Regions from separate parts of the Homo sapiens genome. Here region 2 is linked to region 1. A link is a loop called in an ENCODE intact Hi-C map of the cell type or tissue named here. Cell type or tissue: MCF 10A. All regions are shown on one strand. Links, peaks and the distances in the headings refer to the core of each region. The heading gives the core; the rest is flanking DNA.

Region 1 (11,724 bases), core at 2,150-7,149:
CAGCCTCCCGAATAGCTGGGACTACAGGCACCCGCCACCACGCCCGGCTAATTTTTTGTATTTTTAGTAGAGACGGGGTTTCACCATGTTAGCCAGGATGGTCTCGATCTCCTGACCTCGTGATCTGCCCGCCTCGGCCTCCCAAAGTGCTGGGATTACAGGCATGAGCCACCACGCCCGGCCGGCCAAGCATCTTTTAATGAAATATACTAAACACACTTCCATCAGGTTTGTATAGATGGTCTCTGAGGTGCAGAGCAGAGAAGCAGCCAGCGTGTGTGTGTGTGTGTGTGTGTGTGTGTGTGTGTGTGTGTGTGTCTGGGCAGTGTGGATGGTGTGAATGAGTGGGTGACAGTGTGCCCACCTGGAATACCTTCCCCCACCGCCACTTCTTCCACTTGGCCTTGAAACCTCCCTTTCCCCGTCCCACTCCCACAGCTGAGCGGCCTCCTCCTGCTGTCCCCTTTGTGTGGGATTTCGGGGCAGGCGCCCGATCCCAATTCCACAGTGCCTTCCGTGAACACTGCACACAGCAGCTCATCTGTAAGTATCTGTGGAGTAGATGATTTAATCAATCCATGAATTAGTAATTGCAGCAAAGTGGACAAGGTGTCAGTTGGATATGTAAGGGAGAAAAGGAAAGGAAAAAAGACAAAAGCACATGAGAGAAATACGAAGGCACTGGAGGGCGGGGCGGGTGGAGCGGGAGCAAGGTGTTCCATAGCACTCGGAAGATGCCACGAGGGGCCCCTCACGCAGACGGAGGGGCGGGCGGTTGCAGCTCCCTGTGCTGACAGCCGCACGTCACTCGGCTCGAGTGAGCTGCTCCCTCTGCGTGGAATATCCGATATCCTGCCCCGGTTGACCTTCCGATTTCTCCCTCAAGATCAAGTCAAATGCCTTTCCTCTGTAAAACACTATCCCTGCATGCATCCCTCCCCTCCCACCTGACCCCAGCCACGATAGAATTACCTTTCCCCCTGGCCAAGTGGGAGGAATGTGGCAATTCTTACATCCTTTCAGTAAAGCCTTTACCCTAATCCATCCCAGCTGTCAATGTTTCATCCCATGTCTTCCTCAAGGACAAGGGCATTATCCAATTCTTCTTGTAGATACTCAACAAGTTGGTTGAATCCATTTGAAGTTTGGCTATTTAGTCTCAGGTATTCCAGAAATGTGGCCAGTGAGAGTCGTGCCCCAGGAGTGTAATATATTTGACGTTTACTTTCAAAGGTTTAAGACGTAAGACCTGTAAAGGCAGGGAACTGGCTTAGCACAGCTCAGAGGACTCTGTCCAGCATTAGACCAGGGCGCTTCACAGGAAAGAATTATTGTTCAATAGTGGCAACTTCTCGAACTGTTAAATTGGGCCTGCTGAAAGCCTAAGGCTACTCATGTCAGCTTTACTTTCTTCTTCTTTCATTCCCCTGCTTTAAAAGAGTCATCCATCGTGGTTTAATTCAAGACAGTCTCCAACCTTCAATCAGCGCAGTTCCACCCGTGTTTACTGAGCCTGTGCCCTCATCAGGCCTCTGTGGGGTGCTGGGCTCAGGTGGGGGAGGCAGGGAACTGTGGGATGAGGGCATGTTGGGTGTGCTCAGTGGTGGGTTCAGCCCCACAAAGGCCAGGGGGCTTGGGCCAAGCTTGGGAGGCTGGGGATGGACACTGGCCGAAGGCGGCAGCTCCGGGTATGTGGTGTGCAGTGGAGCTCCGAGCTCTCTGAACTCCAGGCTCCTGCTGGCTGGTTGAGATGGCTGTTCTCTTCTCTCTGCCTTGATGTAAAGTGGGGCTAATAACAGAACCGCCCCATGGGGTTATGGTGAGGCCTTGGCGAGACAGTGAATGTGGTGGAGTGCTTAGCCCAGGCCTGGCCCCAGGCGGGGCTCAGGACACAGGGCTGTGCTTATTATGAAGTGGTCTGGGATGACATCACCGTGGAGGGGGAGCCATGGGTAGCCCATGGGGCAGGACCAGGGCCGAGGCACAGGCTCAGCCTGACTCTCTGACCCTAGAGCTCTGCTCGGTACCATCACCTCCCACTGTCATGCTGCCCTCCCACCCACAAGCCCAGCCCTGCTGCCTGGGCGAGCCTGGGGGTCCAGGCTGCAGCCCCAAGGTGAAGGGCAGTCTGTGGCATGCTCATCCTCTGGGTTCTCTGGTGTTCAGGCTTCAGCAGAGGCTGTGAGGGAATCCAGAAGCCTTCAGGGAGGGTGAGAAAGAGGCCAGGAGCTGGAGGAATTTCCCCAGCCAGGCGCAGTGTCTGCCAGTGGTGTGGCGAGGAGCACAGCCAAGACTTGCCCCAGTGTGGGAGCCATCTGGAGCCCAGGGCTCTGCCTCATTGTTGGCTACATCTGCTTGCAGACACTGCCCATCTCTCCCTTTCCAGGAGTCCATGCAGAGCTTGGACCCAGCCCGGGGCCCCGCCATCATCTGATGCTTCAAGGTCCCCAGATCCCTGAGTGTGGAGCTGTGGCCAGGTGGCCTGGCCGAGACCAAAGCTAGCCTTTGACAGTGCTGCTGCAGTCTGCACGGGGGCTTTAGGGTCCCTGGCCTGCCCGTGATGGGCCTCTGAGAGAAGCTCTCGGTGATGGAGCAGCTTTTACAAATGGAAGCACTAATTAAGACGTTTGAATGTCTTCCATATTCCTAATTCTTTGTTCTTCTCCTTTATGTAATAGAGATGATCCTGCCTAGCTCATTACCAGCTGGTTTAGTAAACATCTAGAGACTACAAGGATATTTTATTTTAATTGCCTGAGCCTCAGGATTATGGAAACAAGATGGTAGGGGGAAGGGCTGAGGAGTGAGACTGGGAAGAAAACGCTTGACCCGAAGTTCTCATCTGGAAGAGTGAGGCCTGGCTGCTTTGGCTGTTGGAGCAGGTTTAGCGCTTTTGACCCAGGCCCAGGAAAGAGTGAGAGGCACCTGGAGGAGCCTGTGCCTCTGCCGGCTGATGAGAGGGCAGGTCCTGGGCCAGTCAATGAAACACATTTCTCCTTCATAAACGTGGCAAACAGCATAAAAATATGTCTTATTTTCTAAGTTGCATGAATCAAAAGCTGGCAAGGGGCCCGAGAGGCAAGAGCTGTTTGCTCTGCAGCAGACGTGTGCATGGTGTCCTGAGGCCTGGCTCCGGGTTCTTCCCATGGGAACACTGCTTCCCAGACCAGGGCTCCAAGCTAGCCTGGGAGGGCGGGGGACAGGTGGAGGGCTGGCCTGAGGGCCGGTGGGAGAAGAGCAGGGTGCAGGAGCTAAGTGGGGGGTTACCAACAGGGAGGAGCTACATGTGAGGGGCCACTGGCAGGCCAGGCACCAGATCAGCTGCAGTGGCCCTGCAGTGAGGCCCGTGAGTATCCCCTGGCCAGCAGAGAAGCTGATTAGCGGTGTCCTCCGGGGCCCAGGACTCGCTGCACAAATGGACCTGAGGGCCCCAGCTTTACCAGCAACAGCTGAGGGTAGCATACAGGGGCCCAGTAAGAAGCTGGAGACTGAAGCTCCCCCGGGGCCTCCTGGTGGGCTGCTCCCAGGCCTGTTGCTGGGGCCGGAGGAACAGCGCCTGCCAACAGCCTGCTCTGCTGACACCTACAGCGGTGTGCTGAGGGACCTGTCCAGCTTCCCCAGGTCCAGCAGCAGCAGCAGGTCCACATCCTGTGGTCTGGCTTTTGGAAGGTTTTGACACCTCTGCAAACAAGCCTGGTGTGTTGTTCTAAAAGTGGGTTCCCCAGGACTGTCACTGCCCCGCGGGGGAGGGGGAACAGCATCTCCTGGAATCGCCATCCTGCCTGCTGCCATCACTCCCTGGGGATACCCTCGGACCTCGTAGCCTTTGCATCCCATCTTGCAGCTGTAGCTGGCAGGGCTGGTGAGGGCTGGTCAGATAGCCTGGGGGGTGGGGGCGAGGCTGGGAGCCAGGGCTGAGGAAGCGGGTCAGAGAGGATGCTACCCACGTGGGAGAGGCCGGATGTACCTCCTCATGGTCATGTCACTGTCCTGAGCCACGCAAATCATGCCCCTGTCCCTGCCCTGCCACAGGTGGCATTCTCTGGGCTTACCTGAAAGAGTCCCTGCCTGACCTTATTAAAACCGGGATCCACCATAAATGCCAGTTCTCCATCCTTGACCCACAGCATGTGCATTTATGGCCGAGAAAAACTCACTAGGGCCAGAGCACTTCCCAGCTAGGGAAGCGCTGGCTCATTAGGGAGGCCGAGCTGGTCCTGGCGGTTCTAGTGAGCTGTGAAAACCACTCGGGAATGGGAGAATTAGCAGAGAAGGTGTCTTCGAATTCCCAGAGGAGCTTCTTCTGTCTAATTTTGGAGTGTGCAGGCCCAGGTGTTTCATGGGAAGGGGCTAACAAACTGGATCTTATGTTTTGAGAATCTAAACAGAGTGTAGGGGATAAATCCCCCACAGAGGAGCTGTCACTGACCTAGGTCTCCCCAGCTTTTGGTTGGGGAAGGTGAGGTGGGCTGGGTGGGGCCAGGCTGGAGTCTGCTAGGTCCTCAGAACATGTGGAACGTGGGTGTGGGCACAGACAGTGGCTGCCAGGAGTCCAGACAGAGCCTGTCTAGGACTCTGGCCTGTTCCCAGGTCAAGGAGGCAGGTCCAGCAGGGAGAGAGGCCCAGATGGAGGGATGGGAGGCCCCTGTCAGTTTATTCTCAGGCACCTACCCCAGTGGCTCAAGTGGGGGAGATGAGCCAGTGACAGGAGGGCCTAGTGCAGCCAGGCCAGGGGCTCCCACAGTGTCAGCAGGGTCTTGTCCTTCGGTCCTTCTCACCCTGCTCCCCACACAAGACCTCAGGAGCTCCAGGCTCCTGCTGGCTCATTCACCCCAGTGGGTTGGGGGACAGAGTCTTTTGCCCAAAACTTCCAGGCAGCGTCCCAGCCCTGATCATTCTCAGAAGGAAGTCAAGGGGCTACAGACACCAGTAGACCTACAGAAAGGGACCCTTGAGCAGAAACACATAACACTCCAGGGCACCTGGTCTCCTCACCAAAGACTCACCACTGGGGGCACCAAGGCAGGCAAGGAGAGAGCCCCAATTCATGCAGGAAGGCAGCCAGTTTCCTCTGCTGGCCCTCCAGGGCAGTGGTGTGTGCCCTTGACCTAGGCCAGCAAGACCAGGTGTCCACGGAACAAGTGGCCTGAAGGCCCTGTGCTCCCCGCTGTGTGTGGCGTGACCAGCAGAGGCCAGCAGGGCTCCAGCTCAGTGGATATGTCTGTGCTGTCATCTCTCAGCTCACAGATCCCAGAGCTTCTCTTTCTGGATCTGTCATTCTCTCTGCGCCCCTGCTCCAGCACTCTGTTGCTTTTCTTTCTACCTGGTTGACTGCCCCTTCTCTGTCTCTCCCTCCTTTATACAATCATTAAACTCAGCCCCTGTCCTCAGCTCTTGTTCCTGCTCACTTTAAACCATCTCCAGGCAAAGCTGTGTGGGCTGATGATTCCCAACTTAGGAACTCCATCCTTGAGCTTGGACAGGCCACTTACCATTCCAGCTACTCTAAAGCTTGAACTCACTCTCCCCCATCCATCTGCTCCTCCTCCAGTCTTCCCCATGGGAGCATATCCTCCCCTCGCTCCATCTCAGGACTGGGAACAAGATCTGCACCAGCCACCCCTGGAGCTGGTGGAGGGCTTTGCACAGGCATGGCCCAAAGCAGACCCACCGTGGGATGGAGCTTTCCAGGGGCTACCCCCTTCTAGCTCCCATTATCAGTCCCACAATCTCCAACAGGCCCAGGGGAGGGAGATTCTGAGGGCCGGCCACTGGAACAGGAAACCTGTGCAAAGAGTTTGGGACTTCTTGATGCCCAAGCAATGAAATGCTGATTTGGAGGCACTGGCTCTTGTCACAGAAGCTGAGAGGTAGGTCAGGAAGTCACCCTAGGTACCTCTCCTTCACTGTCCACACCCAAACAATCCCCAAGTCCTATTTATTTGACCTCCAGAGGAGTCTCAAATCCATGCTTTCTCTTCCTCCCCACTACAACCTCCTGGCCAAGTCATCATTCTCTCCCATCTGGACTCTGAGTTCCCTCACTGTCTCCCCAAGTCTTCTTCAGCCTGTTCTCCACTCAACATCAAGCACAGTCCCTGGCACCTAGTAGGGGCTCAGCTTACACTCATGCCGTGGACGGACGTGGCTGCTTTTACCTTCCAGCAGGCCTTGGTGCAGGAGCTTTGCTTCTCAGGGTGTATGTCATACCCCTGGATGGTGGGGATTGTTGCTGCTATTTTTGGCTTGCTGGGAAGAAAAATAACAACTTGTCCTCATTATTAAAACTGGAGGAGAAATACTACTTCACCAGAGTAGGTAGGAATCACAGTGAGAACACCTGGTGTTTTGGCCACAGGTCCACTTAGTAGATGGTCTCTGGTTGGAATTATCATTGCTCATGTCCTACCCTGTGGGAAAAAAAAAACATTTTATTTTGAAATAATTGTACACTTGTAGGAAGTTGCAAAAATTGTACAGAGTCCCTTGTAAGCTTCCCTCAGCTAATCTTAATGCTGACATCTTATATAACCACAGCACAAGATCAAAACCAGGGAATTGACATTGATATTACAATGCTACTAGACTCTAGACCTTATTCAGTTCTCATTATTGTTGAGATGGTAATCATTCCTCTCTCTCTCTCCGTTTCTATGCAATTTCATCCCGTGTATAAATTTTGATAACCACCACCACAGTCAAGACACAGAACTGTTCATCATCACAAATGCACACCCTTGCACTACCTCTTCGTATTTGGTATTTGCAACCTCCCCCTCCCTGTCCCTGTCTTCTAGCAACTACTAATCTGTTCTCCATCTCTATCATTTTGTCATTATGAGAATGTTGTACAAATGGAATCACACACTGCATCATCTTTCAAGGTTGACTTTTCACTCAGTGTTTGTTCTCTTGAGATCCATGTAACAATAGTTTGTTCCTTTTTACTGCTGAGTAGTGTTCCATTATATGCACGTACCAGAGTTTCTGCAAATATGGTGAATAAAAATTCTATCGATAGTCACGTATAGGTTTTTGCACAAACATCAGTTTTCATTTCTCTGAATAAATGCCCAAGAGTGTGAGGGCTGGGTATTATGATGCGTGCTTAGCTTTGTGAGACACTGACAATTTTACATTCTCACTAGCAATGGATAAGAGAACCACTTTCTGTGGATTCTTGTTAGCATTTTTTTTTAACCATAGTTGTTTTCATAGGTGTGTAGTGATATTTCCTTCTGCTTTTCATTTGCATTTCCCTAATGGTCAATGATGAGGAACATGTTTCTGCGTGCTTTTGTTTTTTTTTTTTTTGAGACAGAGTTTCGCTCTGTCACCCAGGCTGGAGTGCAGTGGTGCCATCTGCAAGCTCCGCCTCCCGGGTTCACGCCATTCTCCTGCCTCAGCCTCCTGAGTAGCTAGGACTACAGGCGCCCACCACCACACCCAGCTAATTTTTTGTATTTTTAGTAGAGATGGGGTTTCACCGTGTTAGCCAGGATGGTCTTGATCTCCTGACCTCGTGATCCGCCTGCCTCGGCCTCCCAAAGTGCTGGGATTACAGGCTTGAGCCACTGCGCCCAGCCTCTGCATGCTTTTTGGCTATCTCCGTCTTCTCCTTGGTGAAATATCTGCTCATGTCTTTGCCCATTTTGTAACTGAGTTGTTTGTTTTTTTACTGTTGAGTTTTTTATGATGGTAGTAAAAAACATAAGAGCCAATAAACTTTGCTTTTTTCTTTTGGTGTTTTTCACAGTAATAGAAGTGGATACACACCCAAAAGTCTGTGTGACATGCCCGTGTCAGGGATTAGCTAGGGTAACAACCTCCGATTCTCAGAGTTTAGACACAACAAATATTTATTTCTTGCTCACAGAAATCCAGAAGTAGGTTGGGTGTCTCGTCTCCTCACAGCTTTTGCCAAGCAGTGACTGTGGAATCTGGGCCTGTTCCATGCTGAGGCTCCACCACCTGGATATCCAGCCACCCGGCTTCCAAAGTGGTAGTGGAAGAGGAAGAGAGCTGGGAAGTGCATGGAAGTTTGTTTTTATGGCCTATTCTAGAGGTGGTGTACATTCTTTTCACAACATCTTATTGGCCAGGATTTAGTCACATGGTCCCCACACAACTTTAAGGAGGCTGGGAATGTTGCCCTCCTGGGTATCCAGGAAGAGGGGTTAGATGGGGTGAACATTACCTGTATTAGTCCGTTCTCATGCTGCTATAAAGAACAGGCTGAGACTGAGTAATTTATAAAAGAAAGAGGTTTAATTGACTCACAGTTCTGCATGTCTGGGGAGCCCTCAGGAAACTTACATTCATGTTGGAAGGACAAGTAAACATGTCCTTCTTCACATGGTGGCAGGAGAGAGAAGTGCCAGCAGGAGAAATGCCAGATGCTTATAAAACCATCAGATTTCATGAGAACTCATTCACTATCATGAGAACAGCATGGGGAAAGCTGCCCCCATGATTCAATTACCCCACTCCATGTCCCTCCCACAACATGTGGGTATTATGGGAACTACAATTCAAGATGAAATGTGAGTAGGGATGCAGCCAAACATATCATTCTGCCCATGGACCCTCCCAAATCTCATGTCCTCACATTTTAAAACACAACCATGCCTTCCCAACAGTCCCTCAAAGTCTTAACTTATTCCAGCATTAACCCAAAAGTCCAAGTCCAAAGTTTCATCTGAGACAAGGCAAGTGCCTTCCACCTATTAGCCTGTAAAATCAAAAGCAAGTTAGTTTCTTCCTAGACACAATGCAGGTACAGGCATTGGGTAAATACACCCATCCCAAATGGGAGAAACTGGGTAAAACAAAGGGCCCTATGCATGTCCAAAATCCAACAAGGCAGTAACTAAATCTTAAAGCTCCAAAATAATTTCCTTTGACTCCATGTCTCACATCCAGGTCACAATGTTGCAAGACGTTAAGTTCCCATGGCCTTGGGCAGCTCCACCCCTGTGGTTTTGCAGCGTATAGCCCCTCTCCTGGCTGCTTTCACAAGCCAGTGTTGAGTGTCTGTGGCTTTTCCAGGTGCACAGTGCAAGCTGTTGGTGGATCTACCATTCTGGGATCTGGAGGACAATGATTCTCTTCTCACAGCTCAACTAGGCAGTGCCCCAGTGGGGACTCTGTGTGGGGGCTCTGACCCCACATTTCCCTTCCACACTACCTTAGGAGAGGTTCTTCACAAGGGCTCCACCCTGGCAACAAACTTCTGCATTGACATCCAGGCATTTCCATACATCCTCTGAAATCTAGGTGGAGGTTCCCAAACCTAAATTCTTGACTTCTGTGCACCCAGAAGCCCAATCCTATAAGTAAGCCACCAAGATTTGGGGCTTTCACCCTCTGAAGCAATGGCCTGAGCTTCACATGTTGGCCCCATTAACCACAGCTGGGACACAGGGTACCAGGTCCTGAGACTGCACAAAGCAGTAAGCCCTTGGGCACAACCCACAAAACCATTTTTTCCTCCTAGGCCTCCTGGCCTGTGATGGAAAGGTCTGCCGTGAAGTCCTCTGACGTGCCCTGGAGACATTTTCCCCAGTGTCTTGGCGATTAACATTTGACTCCTCATTACTTATGCAAATTTCTGCCACTGGCTTGAATTTCTCCTCAGAAAATGGGTTTTTCTTTTCTATCACATTGTCAGACTGCAAATTTTCCAAACTTTTATGCTCTGCTTCCCTTTTAAACATAAGTTCCAATTCCAAACCATCTCTTTGTGAATGTGTAAAACTGAACACTTTTAAGAGAACCCAGATCACCTCTTGAATGCTTTGCTGCTTAGAAATTTCTTCCGCCAGATACTCTAAATCATCTCTCTCAAGTTCAAAGTTCCACAGATCTCTAGGGCAGGGGCAAAACACCACGATTCTCTTTGCTAAAAGCATAGTAAGAGTTACCTTTATTCCAGTTCCCAACAAATTTCTAATCTCCACCTGAGACCACTTCAGCCTGGACTTCATTTTCTATACCACTATCAGCATTTTGGTCAAAGCCACTCAACAAGTCTCTAGGAAGTTCCACACTTTCCCATATCTTTCTGTCTTCTTCTGAGCCCTCCAAACTGTTCCAACCTCTGCCTGTTACCCAGTTCCAAAGTCAATGCCACATTTTCGGGTATCTTTTCAGCTGCACCCCACTCCCAGTACCAATTTACTGTATTAGTTTGTTCTCACGCTGCTATAAAGAACTGCCCAAGACTGGGTAATTTATAAAGGAAAGAGGTTTAATTGACTCACAGTTCTGCATGGCTGGGGAGGCCTCTGGAAACTTACAATCATGGTATAAAGGGAGGCAAACAGGTCCTTCTTTACATGGTGGCAGGAGAGAGAAGTGCCAGCAGGGGAAATATCAGATGCTTATAAAATCATCAGATATCATGAGAACTCACTCACTATCATGAGAACGGCACAGGGAAAACCACCCCCATGATTCAATTACCTGTGACCATGTCCCTCCCACAACACGTGGGGATTATGGGAACTATAATTCAAGATGAGATTTGGGTGGGGACACAGCCAAACCATATCAGGCCCCATTTCTGTCACTACAGCAGCATAAGATGGAGCTGCATGGAGCATGCCTTGTTTGTTCAGATGATGCTTGACTCACAAGCCTGGGAGCCTGAGGTACCAAGCCTGAGGCTGAGGGGGGGTCACCCTATTGCATCTGTGGCAGGCCACACCAGTCACCTTCATTTGGACCAAATAAGGAGTTGGAGCAGATGGTAATTGGTGTCTCCCTCCATTCCCTTCCCTTCCCTTCTTCCTTCCTTCTGTCATTCCCTCTCTCTGTCTTTCTCTTTCTTTTTTTCTTTATCCCTGCACCCCAATAAAGAACCTTAAAAATGAAAGTGTCTGTCCTAAGAGCACATAATGCAACTGGCCCACATGTACATGGTCAGAAGGATTGGGGGACTGACCTTCACCCCATTTGATTCTCTAGCTCAGTTTGCAAACTGGTAGTGTGTGAGTCACATTCAGTCAACAAACATGCTTTATTTGGCCTATATGATTTTTTTTTTTTTTTTTTTTTGAGACAGAGTCTCGCTCTGTCCCCCAGGCTGGAGTGCAGTGGTGTGATCTCGGCTCACTGCAAGCTCTGCTTCCTGGTTCACGCCATTCTCCTGCCTCAGCCTCTTGAGTAGCCGGGACTACAGGTGCCCGCCACCATGCCTGGCTAAGTTTTTAGTAGAAACGGGGTTTCACTGTGTTAACCAGGATGGTCTCAATCTCCTGACCTTGTGATCTGCCTGCCTCGGCCTCCCAAAGTGCTGGGATTACAGGCATGAGCCACCACTCCTGGCCTTTTTTTTTTTTTTGAGACAGAGTCTCACTGTGTTGCCCAGGCTGGAGTGCAGTGGCACCATCTTGGCTCACTGCAAGCTCCACCTCCCAGGTTCAAGCCATTCTCCTGCCTTAGCCTCCCGAGTTGCTGGGACTACAGGCACCCGCCACCATGCCTGGCTAGGTTTTTTTTTTTTTTTTTTGTATTTTTAGTACAGACAGGGTTTCACCATGTTAGCCAGGATGGTATCTATCTCCTGACCTTGTGATCCGCCCACCTCGGCCTCCCAAAGTGCTGGGATTACAGGCGTAAGCCACTGCACCTGGCCTATGATGTTTTTAAAAATCAAGTATATTAGGATATAGTTTACATGTAATAAAATGCATTGATTTTTAAGTGCACAGTTCAGTGAGT
Region 2 (11,724 bases), core at 3,895-8,894, 130 kb after region 1:
AATGGTGTTGGCACACCTGGATATCCACATATGGAAAAATGAAGTTGGACCCCTTCCTCACACCATACACAAATATTAACTGTAAATGGATGGATCATAGATCTACATGTAAGAGCTAAAACTATAGAACTCTTAAATAATGTAGGAGTAAATCTTTGTTACTTTGGATTAGGCAAAGTCTTAGATATGACACCAGAAGCACAAGTGGACAAAAGAAAAAAATAGGTGAACTGGACTTCAAGAAAGTCCTTCATGACTTCAGTGGACACTAATAAGAAAGTTGAAAAGACAGCCCACAGAACAAGAGAAAATATTCATAAATTGTATATCTAATAAGGGATTTGTGTCTAGAATATATAAAGAGCTCTTACAGGTCAATAAAAAGAAAATGGTCTTATTAAAAATAGGGAAAGTATCTGAATGGATGTTTCTCCAAAGTTAAATAAATGACCTATAAGCTCATGAAAAGATGCTTAGCATCATTAGTTGTCAGGGAAATGCAAGCCGAAGCATGATGGGACACCACTTCACACCTGCTGGATAGCTAGAGTCAAAGAGCCTAAGAATAATGAGTATTGGTGGGGATGAGGGGAAATTGAACCCTCACACACTGCTGGGGGCACTGAGAATGGTCCAGCCCCTGTAGAGGACAGTCTGGCACAGTTACTGTATGACCCAGTAATTCCACTTTGAGAGGAATGAAAACACATGTCCACACAAAAACTTGTCCACAGATGTTCATAGCAGCATTATGCATAGGAGCCAAAAACCAACAACCCACATGTCCATCAACCGGCAAATGGATAAATAAAATGTGGTATATACATGTGATGGGGTATTATTTGACAATAAAAGAGGAATGAAATACTGCTATATGCTACACCATGGATGAACCTTGAAAACATACTAAGTGAAGGAAGCCAGTCACAAAAGGCCACATAGCATGTGATTCCACGTATATGAAATGTCCAGAATAGGCCAATTCATAGAGACAGAATGTAGATTAGTGGTTGCCCAGGGCTGGGTTGGGGAGGAGAGGTTGGGGAAAACATGGGGAGTGACTGCCAATGTGTACGGGGTTTCTTTTTGGGGTGATGAAAATGTTCTAAAATCAATAGTGGTTATGGTTGAATTGTTCACTTTCAGCATATAGTTTAGATGGCTGAGATGTATGGTATGGTAATCACAGCACCATAAAGCTGTTATATATTAAAAAGCATTGAACTGGCCGGGCGCCATGGCTTATGCCTGTAATCCCAGCACTTTGTGAGGCCGAGGCAGGTGGATCACCTGAGGTCAGGAGTTTGAGACCAGCCTGGCCAACATGGTGAAACCCCATCTCTACTAGAAATACAAAAATTAGCTGGATGTGGTGGTGTGTACCAGTAATCCCAGTTACTTGGGAGGCTGAGGCAGGAGAATCGCTTAAAAATGGGAGGCAGAGTTTGCAGTGAGCTGAGGTTGCGCCACTGCACTCCAGCCTGGGTGACAGAGCGAGACTCTGTCTCAAAAAAAGAAGAAAAAAAGCATTGAACTTTATAATGAAAAATGATTCCCTTTTCAGTTGCATTTTAAACTCTCTGGTTGAGTCGAGGGGAGTCTCAGTTTGGTGCTGACAGATCTTTACCAGCTCTCTGCTACTTACTGACCTCTATAACAAGAGAGAAGGGCAGCGGTGTAGGCTTTGAGGTGCAAATAGAAGCCCGGAGAGAGAGGAAGACACTGGGGGTGCGCCCAGGGACAGACGGCTGCTGGGACCCCATGGAAGGCCTTGCGTGCCATGGGACGGCCTTGGCCTTTATTTTACAGGAGTGGGTTTCTGGTTTTTGGTTTGGTTCTTTCTCCTTGGTCCTAGTAGAGTTTTAGAAGGATGATCGGTACCTGCCAACGTGTGCGGGGTTTCTTTTTGGGGTGATGAATAAACAGGATAAGCAGTAATTCATAGGTTACGTAGTCCAGCTCCTCAGTTTGCAGATGAGGGAACTGGGGGCCTGCAAGGGGGCAGGACTGGCCATGACCGCATTGGAAACCAGGGCCCCTGGCTCAGCGTCCAGTGCTTACTCTCCCTGCCTGCCTCGCCCCCCACCCTGCCCTTCAAAGTGGAGTCTAGCTTTCCTTAGAGCCTCGCTGGGCATGTGACTGTCGGGGCTCCTTGGTCCTGTTGGAAATTGGCTCCGGCCAGCTTAGGCCAAAAAAGAGACTTTCTGGAGTAAAGGTCTGTAGGGCCTGAAACCAGGTCCAGGGAAGGTTAGAGTGGCCAAGCAAAGTCATCAGGTTCTGTGGAGCTCAGAGGCAACTCTGTTGTGGTCACTGTGCTCAGCAGAACCCTGGAAGGCCCAGCTCCAGCCATAGCTCCAAGACAGAGCCCTAGACAAGGGGTCGCTCTCCAAGAGGAAGGACGGGAGTGGCTGGCACCTGGCGAGGATCCCATGAGACAGAGGAGGAGCTGGTGGAGATGCGGGTGAGGACAGCTGTTTCCTAACCCCATGGACAGCTCCTGCCCGCTGGCGTCCCTTTTGGAAAAGTGGAAAAGTCAGTGTGTGAAATCCTCTGGGATGCTGAACTGTAAAGGAGCCCCCAGTGGTGAGGACCGAGTGGCTCAAATCCCACTCGATACTTCCCACTCCTGGGACTGTCCAGTGGTGAGGACGGAGTGGCTCAAATCCCACTCAATGACACTTCCCACTCCTGGGACTGTTCAGTAGTGAGGGGTCCAGCCCCCTTCCCTGAAAGCTCCCAAGGTTGTTAGAGACCTCCCTGGGGAGCTGGGAGAGGCAAGAGAGTGCCCGAGCAGGCTCTGAGAGGAGGCGCCCTGGGAACTGCAGGCACTGTGCAGCTCTCCCTGTGAGACCGTCATTCCACCAGGCAGCTGTCACAGCAGGGGAGGCTGCCTGGCCATTGCCCCGTTGTCCAGCAGATCTCCCAGGTTCATTACCAAAAGGAAGATGGGGAGAAAGAATCTTGGAGTTAGAATACTTTCAGGAATGGGAATCTTAGCAGATGCCAGCATCTGGGGGACTCTTGGCAAGGTGCGTGCTGTGTGTGTATTTCGGAGGGAGGTGAGTTTGAGGGCAACAGGGACTTGCAGCCTTGTCCCTTGGCAAAGTCTGGGTCCCTCTGTGCATGGACCTGTGTGCTTCCTATGCTTTGTGCCTTCTATGCTTGATTGTTGCCACTGCAACCTTGGCACACACCTGACAGTGTTTATGCTGGAGGTTGACAAGGTTGAGTGACAGACCAGGTCCCAGTCATACACAGGTGGGAGGCTGCTGATGGCTGCAGCTGTGGCTTCCATGGGAAGGGGCAGTGGGAACCAGCCAGCCTGGGTGCTCTGCAGAAGGAAACAGGATGCATGCTTGTGTTTCCTGTGAACCCCTAACTTCCAGGCTGTCTGTGGTTGAATACTTAAAAATTCAGAGTAATAGAGGAGAGCTGTTAAGCCTTTGGATCTTTATAAATTTTTAACATCTAGTTGCCATTTCTAGTAACTACTTTACCATCAATCCAACTGCAAAGGAGCAGGTTCTATAGAAGGAAGAGGCAGGGCAGGCGTTGTGTAACTCACCAGGATCTGAATGCCGGCAACTTGACTTGATGACCCGGGTACTACCAGGCTCTGGGCCCCTGCGGTGGCACCTGAAGGTCAGGGACAGAGCCCTCCCCATGATCCTCTCTCTGTCCCCCAGGGGAGAACCTGGCTGGGTTTGCCAGACATCCACAGACTTCAAGAGCAGAGTGGGACTCACACTTAGAGCCAGGTCGGGGTACCAACCTTTCTGTAAGACCCCAGGCTGGACAGCTGTGGGGTTGGACAGACAGGCCACCAGCAGGCTCCCAACTGAGTGCTTTTCAGCCTAGTGTGCTTCTGGAGTTTCTTTAATATTTATTGAGTGGGGAGAGGAAACTGATTCTAATTAATAAAAATTACATGTAAAAACAGATACACTTGACACTGGCAGCAGGAAAATCAAAGTCCCGGAAAAAAATGCAGCAAAACATAGCTCACATTTTGTGCTTTGCTCTCCTGTCAATTTTCTTCTGTGTGTTTTAGACAGATCATTCCTGGGATGCATATACTGAAGTGTTTGAAAATCAGGGAATAAAATGATCTCCACTTCTTCCGTGAAGTGCCCCCCGCCCCGAGCATTATTCTGGCCAGCGGTCTTGGCAGGACGTCAGCTGATGGTCTTGGGGGGGTCAGCCTTTGGTCTCGGGGGGGTCAGCCTTTGGTCTCGCGGGGGGTCAGCCTTTGGTCTCGGGGGTGGTCAGCCTTTTGTCTCGGGGGTGGTCAGCCTTTGGTCTCGGGGGGGTCAGCCTTTGGTCTCGGGGGGGTGTCAGCCTTTGGTCTCGGGTGGGGGGTCAGCCTTTGGTCTCGGGGGGGGGGTCAGCCTTTGGTCTCGGGGGGGGGTCAGCCTTTGGTCTTGGAGGGGGTCAGCCGTTGGTCTCGGGGGGGGTCAGCCTTTGGTCTCGGGGGGGGGTCAGCCTTTGGTCTCGCAGGGGGGTCAGCCTTTGGTCTCAGGGGGGGTCAGCCTTTGGTCTCACGGGGGGTTCAGCCTTTGGTCTCGGGGGGGGTCAGCCTTTGGTCTCGCGGGGGGGTCAGCCTTTGGTCTCGGGGGCGGTCAGCCTTTGGTCTCGGGGGGTGTCAGCCTTTGGTCTCGGGGGGGTTCAGCCTTTGGTCTCGCGGGGGGGTCAGCCTTTGGTCTCGGGGGTGTCAGCCTTTGGTCTCTGGGGGGTGTCAGCCTTTGGTCTCGGGGGGGTCAGCCTTTGGTCTCTGGGGGGTGTCAGCCTTTGGTCTCGGGTGGGGGGTCAGCCTTTGGTTTCGCGGGGGGGTCAGCCTTTGGTCTCGGGGGGGTCAGCCTTTGGTCTCTGGGGGGTGTCAGCCTTTGGTCTCGGGTGGGGGGTCAGCCTTTGGTCTCGGGGGGGGGGGTCAGCCTTTGGTCTCGGGGGCGGTCAGCCTTTGGTCTCGCGGGGGGTCAGCCTTTGGTCTCGGGGGGGGGGTCAGCCTTTGGTCTCGGGGGGTGTCAGCCTTTGGTCTCAGGGGGGTCAGCCTTTGGTCTCGGGGTGTCAGCCTTTGGTCTCGGGGCAGGTGCCACCATGTTCATCGTCCAGCATGCGTTGTGCGCATCGCACGGTGGTCAACAGAGACGGGCGGGGCTGTGAGGAGCATGTTGAACGTCTGTGTTGGAGAATGCCACCGCTTGGAGGCTTCTGGCTGTGTGAGGAAGCCTGAGCCCAGGCCCTGCTTCAGATGGACCCCAGTGTGCTCCTGTGCCCTCCGAGGAGTCGCCTGCAGGGGTGCCCTTCCAGGAGGCAAGGCCCAGGGCAGCATCAGATGGAGCTAGTGCTGTTGGCTCAGCCCAGTGATTGTCCTCAGGGAGGCAGCCAGGGAGGGGAGCCTGACCCCTGCTGGTCAGGGAGACCCCAAACTGTCCCCCGGGTTACTCCGGCCAGAGAGTACTGCCCTTCCCCAGGCTGAGCCTGGCCTCATTGTCACACTAGGTCCCTCCAGAATAACCCCAGGGCCTCAGGCCTGTGGCATCGATGGCTCCCGACCTGGGCTGCAAGTTCCCCCAGAAGATGGAGCTGCCATAAGGGGTCCTCATGCCCCAGTGTCCTGCCCTAATTGGCTCAATCGGCCCAGTCTGGCCCAGGGACCTGTCTGGGAGATGCCCTTTCCGTGTAGGTGTGAGTTCTGATCCCTAGAACCTGTGTGTCCCCAGCAGCCTGTCTGCCCATCTAGGCCTCGGTTTCCTCATTTGGAAAGCAAGCTGGCTGGATGAAATCACTTGGGTGGAGGCGTGGCCTGGTTCTCAGTGTCTCCCAGGCTGCATGTGCTCCTGTGTGAGTGTGCACGGGAAATGACCTGCCTCATGTACAGACGAGTCACTGGACGCTTGGGGAGCTTGACACCTTGCCTGAGGTCACCTGGCCAGATAGAAAGGGTGCCAGGAAGTCAGAACTTCACGCTCCAGGACAGCTTGCCCGCTGCCGCCCCCCAGGGTTAATTCCTGCACTTCATCCAATGAGTTTCAGTCATAAGATGGATTTGAGGCACCAGCCTTCTCCACACCACGCACCGGGACCATCAGTGCTGGACCCTCCCAACTCCTGCACTGGTAAACACACTGCCCCTGTGCCAGTGGACAGGCCTGGCTGTGTTCTTCCCGCCTGCCTGCTCGGTGCCTCCCTTGGGGGACGTGGCCTGCAGCTTTGGGGTCATCGGTTCGCTCATTCCACAGGCATCTGCTGAGTCTTCGCCAGGCCTGGTTGAGCCCTGAGACCCAGGGATGAGTCAGAAGCGTGGGGCCTGCAGGGTTCCCACCCCCTCTTCCGCTCTCCTCCCACAGCCCTGCTGACCTCCTTCTCCGACCTCGGTCTTGCCCTGGTAACTCTGGTTACCACTGCCTCCTAGGCCTCTTCCCCAGAAGCCCAGGATGCCTGAGCCCAGAGGGTCCTGCGCCCCTTGCCCTTCTTCTCATGCCCCTCGGAGAATGGCACCCACTTTGCCGGCCACCCACCAGGACCCTGAATTACTTTTCTGCGGCTGCTGTAAGGAACCACTTAAAACAGCAGGAATTCGTTCTCTCACAGTTCTGAGGCCGGACGTCCGAAGTCGGTATAACCTGACCCAAATCCAGGCATCGGCAGGGCTGCGCTCCCTCTGGAGACTCTGGGGGAGGACACTTTCTGGCCTCTGCCAGCTCCTGGGGGCTGCCAGCATTCCTTGGCTTGAGGCCACATCGCTCCAATCTCCAAAGCTGGCATCTGGCATCCTCCCTGTCTGCCCATGGCCTCGTCCTCTGCGCATCTGCCTAATCCCCCTCCACTCCCCGGCATAAGGAAGTGGGCAAGGACTGCATTCAGGGCCCAGCCAGCCCCAGAGCTGACCTGATCACACCCGCAGAGTCTCTTTCCACCATGTCCACTACCCTCACAGCTGCCAGGGATGGGGGCCTGGGTAACTTTGGGGGCCGGTTCTTCAGCCACAGACCTGGAAGCCCACCAGGTGCTTCCTCCTCCCTCCCATCTCAGCCGGCTCTACCCTACCACGTCCTGTCCATTTCGCTCCTCACCTCCTTCATACCTGCCACTCGTCCTTGTCTCTCATGCTCCCGTCTGGACCATTACCCCTCTCCCAGGTGCCTGTAACACCTTCTCCCCAGGACCCCAGACCCATTTTTGTTCCGCAGCCCATTCCCCCTGCCGCAGCCACCATGCTTCTGAACTGGAATCAGATCAAGGCTCCCCCCAGAAGCCCTGGGCTGCCTACAATCTCCCTCACCAGCCCCCTGAGTGATGGGCCACCGGGCACCGTGCCCTTGATGCTCCTGTCCACCCACCTGGTCAGCTCTTCCCACCAGCTGTGCTCCGTCCACCTCCCCGGCCATGGCATGTGCGGTTTCCCCCATATGGAGCACTGGTCCTCTCTCTGACTCTTTGCCTGGCCAGCACAAAGGGATTGGGTGGGTTTGGGTAGATGTCACCTCCTGCCGGAGGCATCCTTCATTCTGGAGCCAGGCCTGATGCTGGGCTCTGTGTTCCTCCAGGCCCTGCACCTCCACCAGCCCCTGCCTGGCACATCAGCTTCCCGAGGGCCCAGGCTGAGTGCGCCGGGAGGCATCTCCAGCCTCCCTCGCTACACTTGAGGCTAGGGGCAGCCGCCCAGCAGGCCCTGGGGGGCACTGACTGCATCTCGGTCTGCAGAGGCTCCCAGCCAGCAACAGGATGGGGCTCACCGAGCACCTGGGGTCAGGGAGAAGGAGGGGCAGCCCGTGCGCCACCGTGCCCCCCCACAACCAAGATGATGATATGGCAGAGGCCATCATGAGGTTACTTTGGGGGGGGTGTGGTTTCCGCACATCCAGATGGCAGGTGCCGGGGGCTGCCCACCAGAGGGCACACTCCTAACTGGACAGGGGACCCCGGCCAGCGCCAGCTAAGCTGGAGTGTCGATGGGTGCTGGAAATGCCAGCTTTTCTGATTTTCAAGAGAGTCTGGAAATCTGGTCGTTTATGTGAACTCTCCTGTTTCTTAAGTTTGGCAACAAATTCAAGCTTTTAAAATCCCCTGCATGGGTCATAAGCTTGTGATCTGAAGGAAACACTCTGAAGGCTGGACACAGTGTGCACTTCCAGTGTGAGACCTTGGTTTATGGATAATGGACCAGAAGATAAAAGTGTAGGAGCTGGAGTTGTCATGGGATGGGTGGACCTGATGGTGCCAGCAGGCTGGATGGCAGGGTATGGCAGGGGAGGGCAGGGTATGGCAGGGGAGGGCAGGCTGGATGGCAGGGGAGGGCAGGAGAGGTGAGGGGGTCTGAATCAGGCCTCGAAGGGGGAACACAGGTTTACCAGATGGCCGAGCTGGGGATGGGGTGGTGGGGTGGGAGAATGGGGATTCCTGAGTTGGCAGCATGGGGTTCAGGGGCTGGGTGGCTCGGCAGGGTGCACCCAGCCCAGTGAGAAGCATGGGGTGGTGCAAGCCGCGGTCTGGGAGGGTGGGGCAGGCCAAGAGCCTGAATGCCAGCATATAGAGCAGCCTGAGTCCCAACGGAAATGAGGACCCAGCGAGGAGTTTGTAGTCAGGGAGGGTGCTGGCTGGCCTAGGGGGTCAGGGGCAGCAGTTCAGCTGCCTGTAGAGTCTGGGCTGGTGGCTGACACAGAGAGCAGGAGAGACAGTTGGGGGGCAGTAGGGACTGGAGCCAGTTGCAGGGGCATGTGTTCCATCCAAGACCCGCTGTGGTCAGGGCCTGCGTTTCCAAGGAAAGCTGGGATTCCATGTTCAAGACATGAAATCTCATCATTCTGAGTGTTAGCTTCAGAGCTTTAAAAATATTGTTTGGCCCAGATGGAACATGTGTGTGGGCAGATTCAATCCCCGGCTGGCTGTTTTGACCTTTGTCTTGGACTCTGGGCTCCTGGGAGTGGGGGCAGCACTTGGCCCATATTGATGCACTTTGGTGGATGCCCTCCTGGGGACACGCACAGGCCCACAGCTGCCCTTGAATGTCTCCCTGCTTCTCTGGACGGTTTTGACTTTATAAACACAGTAACTTTTCTGAAAGCAGACAGGGTTGGTGTATAGGGGTGGAGATGACCCAGACAGAGGCCCCTTTCCTAGACAGGGTGGGCGGCGGGGGGCGGCCTCTGGGACCACATGTTCATACCCTCCGGCCAGCCCAGGGTTCAAGCTGAGCACCAGCTGGGGTGCTGGGCAGGGTCTTCAGGTGGGAGGTACTCCCTGAGGGGGTCTCCTCGCTGTTCCCCTTCCTTGGTCTTTTGTGTGCTGGAAATCTGATCCTGTTGTCTTTGTCCCGCAGGCTGGTCTGATCCGGATGGAGGAGGAGGAGTTCTTCATCGAACCCTTGGAGAAGGGGCTGGCGGCGCAGGAGGCTGAGCAAGGCCGTGTGCATGTGGTGTATCGCCGGCCACCCACGTCCCCTCCTCTCGGGGGGCCACAGGCCCTGGACACAGGTGAGGCTACTGCAGGTGGGCAGGCTGTGTGGAGAGCCCTCTGAGGCCCTGGTCCCCAGGGGAGCATCCCAGAGACTCAGGCAGCTCTCCACAGACCAGCTTGGCTGCTGAGGCTGAGCCCCGGTCTCAGTGGCTCAGAAATGGGCCAGCTGCCTGGCTGACGGCAGGGCGTAGCAGGGCTGCTGGGGCTGGGGCCTCTGTTCTGGGTGCATGTGGGTGACAAGCAGCCCAGACACCTCTGCCTTCATGTCTGGGGCCTCCATGGTGGACTATGAAGGCTGTCCAAGGGCCCATCTTCTGTTGCCTAAAGGCAAGCAAGTGTCGTGGAGCGGGGCGGGGGCCCCCGGCCAGGCCTGAGTCCAGTGCCTGCGTCTCTGAGTCTGTGCCTGTGAAGAGGCCTCCAGAGCCCCAGACAGCGCCTCTCCTGCTCTGTGCTGCCATGGTCCCTGGGAGGGTGCCTGTGGTAGGTCCCAACCCTCACCTGGCTGCTCAGGGAGAAAGGCCCTGCATGCTCTTTCTGGATCCCTGGAGGCATGTGCCCTACAAGGACTCTGGAGGTGCTCCCAGCAGCCTCAGCAGTCTCTGCACAGACTCATGGGCGTCTGTCTTTTTCAACTCAGAACCCACGTGTGCCCTGGGCCCAGAAACGTGAAAGGAGCTGCCAGGCGGCCATGGTGACAGTCCATGACTGTCGCCTCAGATCTGGCCTCACTGTGCCAGCCCACACCTCCCAGCATCCCCCAGTCTCTGGTCCTGGATTGTGGTGAAGCCAGGGTTGGTGTCTGATGTGGTTCTGCAGGCCCATAGTTCTCAGGGTCCCCCGTGTGGTCAGGGACTCCTGGCCTGTGCTTGGCTCTTGCTGGGAGAGTGGGAAGCTGCGAGCTCAGCCCTCAGCCTCTGGTCAGGACCCCTGGGTGAGGAGAGTCTGGAGTCTGGGGCCCAGGATCGGGCACACCTGCACGTTCACAGCGAGTGCTCCAGGGGCCTGGGCTGGGCCAGCCCCCGTGCTGTGATTTACTAAGGTACTCCCGTCACTCCATAGCAGCCCCGCCTCATTTACTGTAGGTCTGTCTGACTTCCTAGCTTGACAGAAAAATTGGGTACAGCCTGGCAGGCATACTTCTAATTTCATGAAACGGCATCAGATACCTTTGCAAAGGAATTGTTCCATCAGGAAGCCCAATGTACTCTGGAGCCAATCAGTGCAACCGGTGGCCCCTTGTTCCTTGGTGACAAATCAGCGTCTGCTATGCTGCAGACAGCCGGGCCACTGGGTACTGCCTGCCCAGCCTTTTCCAGCTGTGGTCTCAGCCTCGACTTATCCCCACCCTTGGACTATTTTGCAGGGAAGGAAGGAGGAGTAATCTAGGAGGGCCAGCGTGGAAGGGGCTGAGCGAGTGCTCCAGACCCGGGGGCAGGGCCCCAGCTTTGCTCCTTGCTAGCTAGCTGCTGTCGGGCAAGCCCAGTGGCATTAGCAACCCCTGTGTCCCCGAGAGCTCAGGGGCTGGTCACTTGTGCTGTGGGCTTGGTGCTTCTGGCTGGCCTCTCCTGGAAGATTCAGGGTGGTTCTGGGGGCCTCTGCTCAGGCGAGGTGAGCTGGCCACGTGCCCTTGGCCATGTCTCTGATCCCAGATTCCATATGGTGCTTGTCTTCCTGAACATGGCAGCCCTTCCCCCACAGCCTGGCCGGCCTTGCCTTATTTTCTGGGCTTCTGCTGGTGTTTGGCATCTTCTGCTGAATCCTCCCTCCACCCCCACCCCCAATCCACATATCTTTAATGAGAACTTGAAATTCAGAACACAGGAAAGGAATTTCAATCTCAGAATAAGCCCAGAAACCATTGGCCTTAGAAGACGCTGGGTGAGGCCAGCTGCCAGGTCAGGGGTGAGGCTGGGCTGGAAGGTGGGGGTTTGGTAATGGGCTGTCGGGGAGGAGGTGAGCCTGTCCAGCCTTAGCTCCAGGCCTGGGGCCCAGGCTGTGGATGTGAGCGTGGGCCTGGGGCTATAGGTCTGGATCCCAGAACTTGGGGCTGGGGCCAAGTCCCCTTTGCTTGATGTTCCTGTCTGGTGTCAGCAGACCCTGCATGAGGGGCTCGGGCCTTCAGTGAGCTAGCTCCCACGCCATGCACCTAATCGTTCCCACGTGGCCCTGGGCTGAGATCGACACACTGACTGGAAGGGCACCAGGCCCAGTGAGTGCCGGAGCTGGGTGGAGGGCCCACGGTGACCTCAGGCGTCCAGCTTTCCATCT

What was found. A loop is a pair of places that touch in the nucleus more often than their neighbours do. Peaks named below come from ENCODE experiments on the same cell type or tissue, not always from the same donor. Only the 100,000 strongest peaks of a DNase experiment are listed, where the experiment ranks them.
Region 2: it touches region 1 in a loop (2.2-fold over the local background); 1 of 110 quality-filtered maps calls a loop at or near these places.

Annotation. Positions count from the first base shown.
Region 1 is chr5:179,397,960-179,409,683 of GRCh38, reverse strand. No RefSeq gene overlaps it. Among named protein-coding and RNA genes, the nearest start is that of ADAMTS2, 58 kb to the right of the region's middle. In MCF 10A, for the core only: a CTCF peak has its summit at 5,171 (motif pointing right); no DNase peak of the experiment used is centred there.
Region 2 is chr5:179,270,660-179,282,383 of GRCh38, reverse strand. It overlaps ADAMTS2 (ADAM metallopeptidase with thrombospondin type 1 motif 2), which reads left to right. Exons shown (of 22, transcript NM_014244.5): 3 at 9,320-9,473. Among named protein-coding and RNA genes, the nearest start is that of ADAMTS2, 69 kb to the left of the region's middle. In MCF 10A, for the core only: no CTCF peak of the experiment used is centred there; a DNase peak (open chromatin) is centred at 6,253.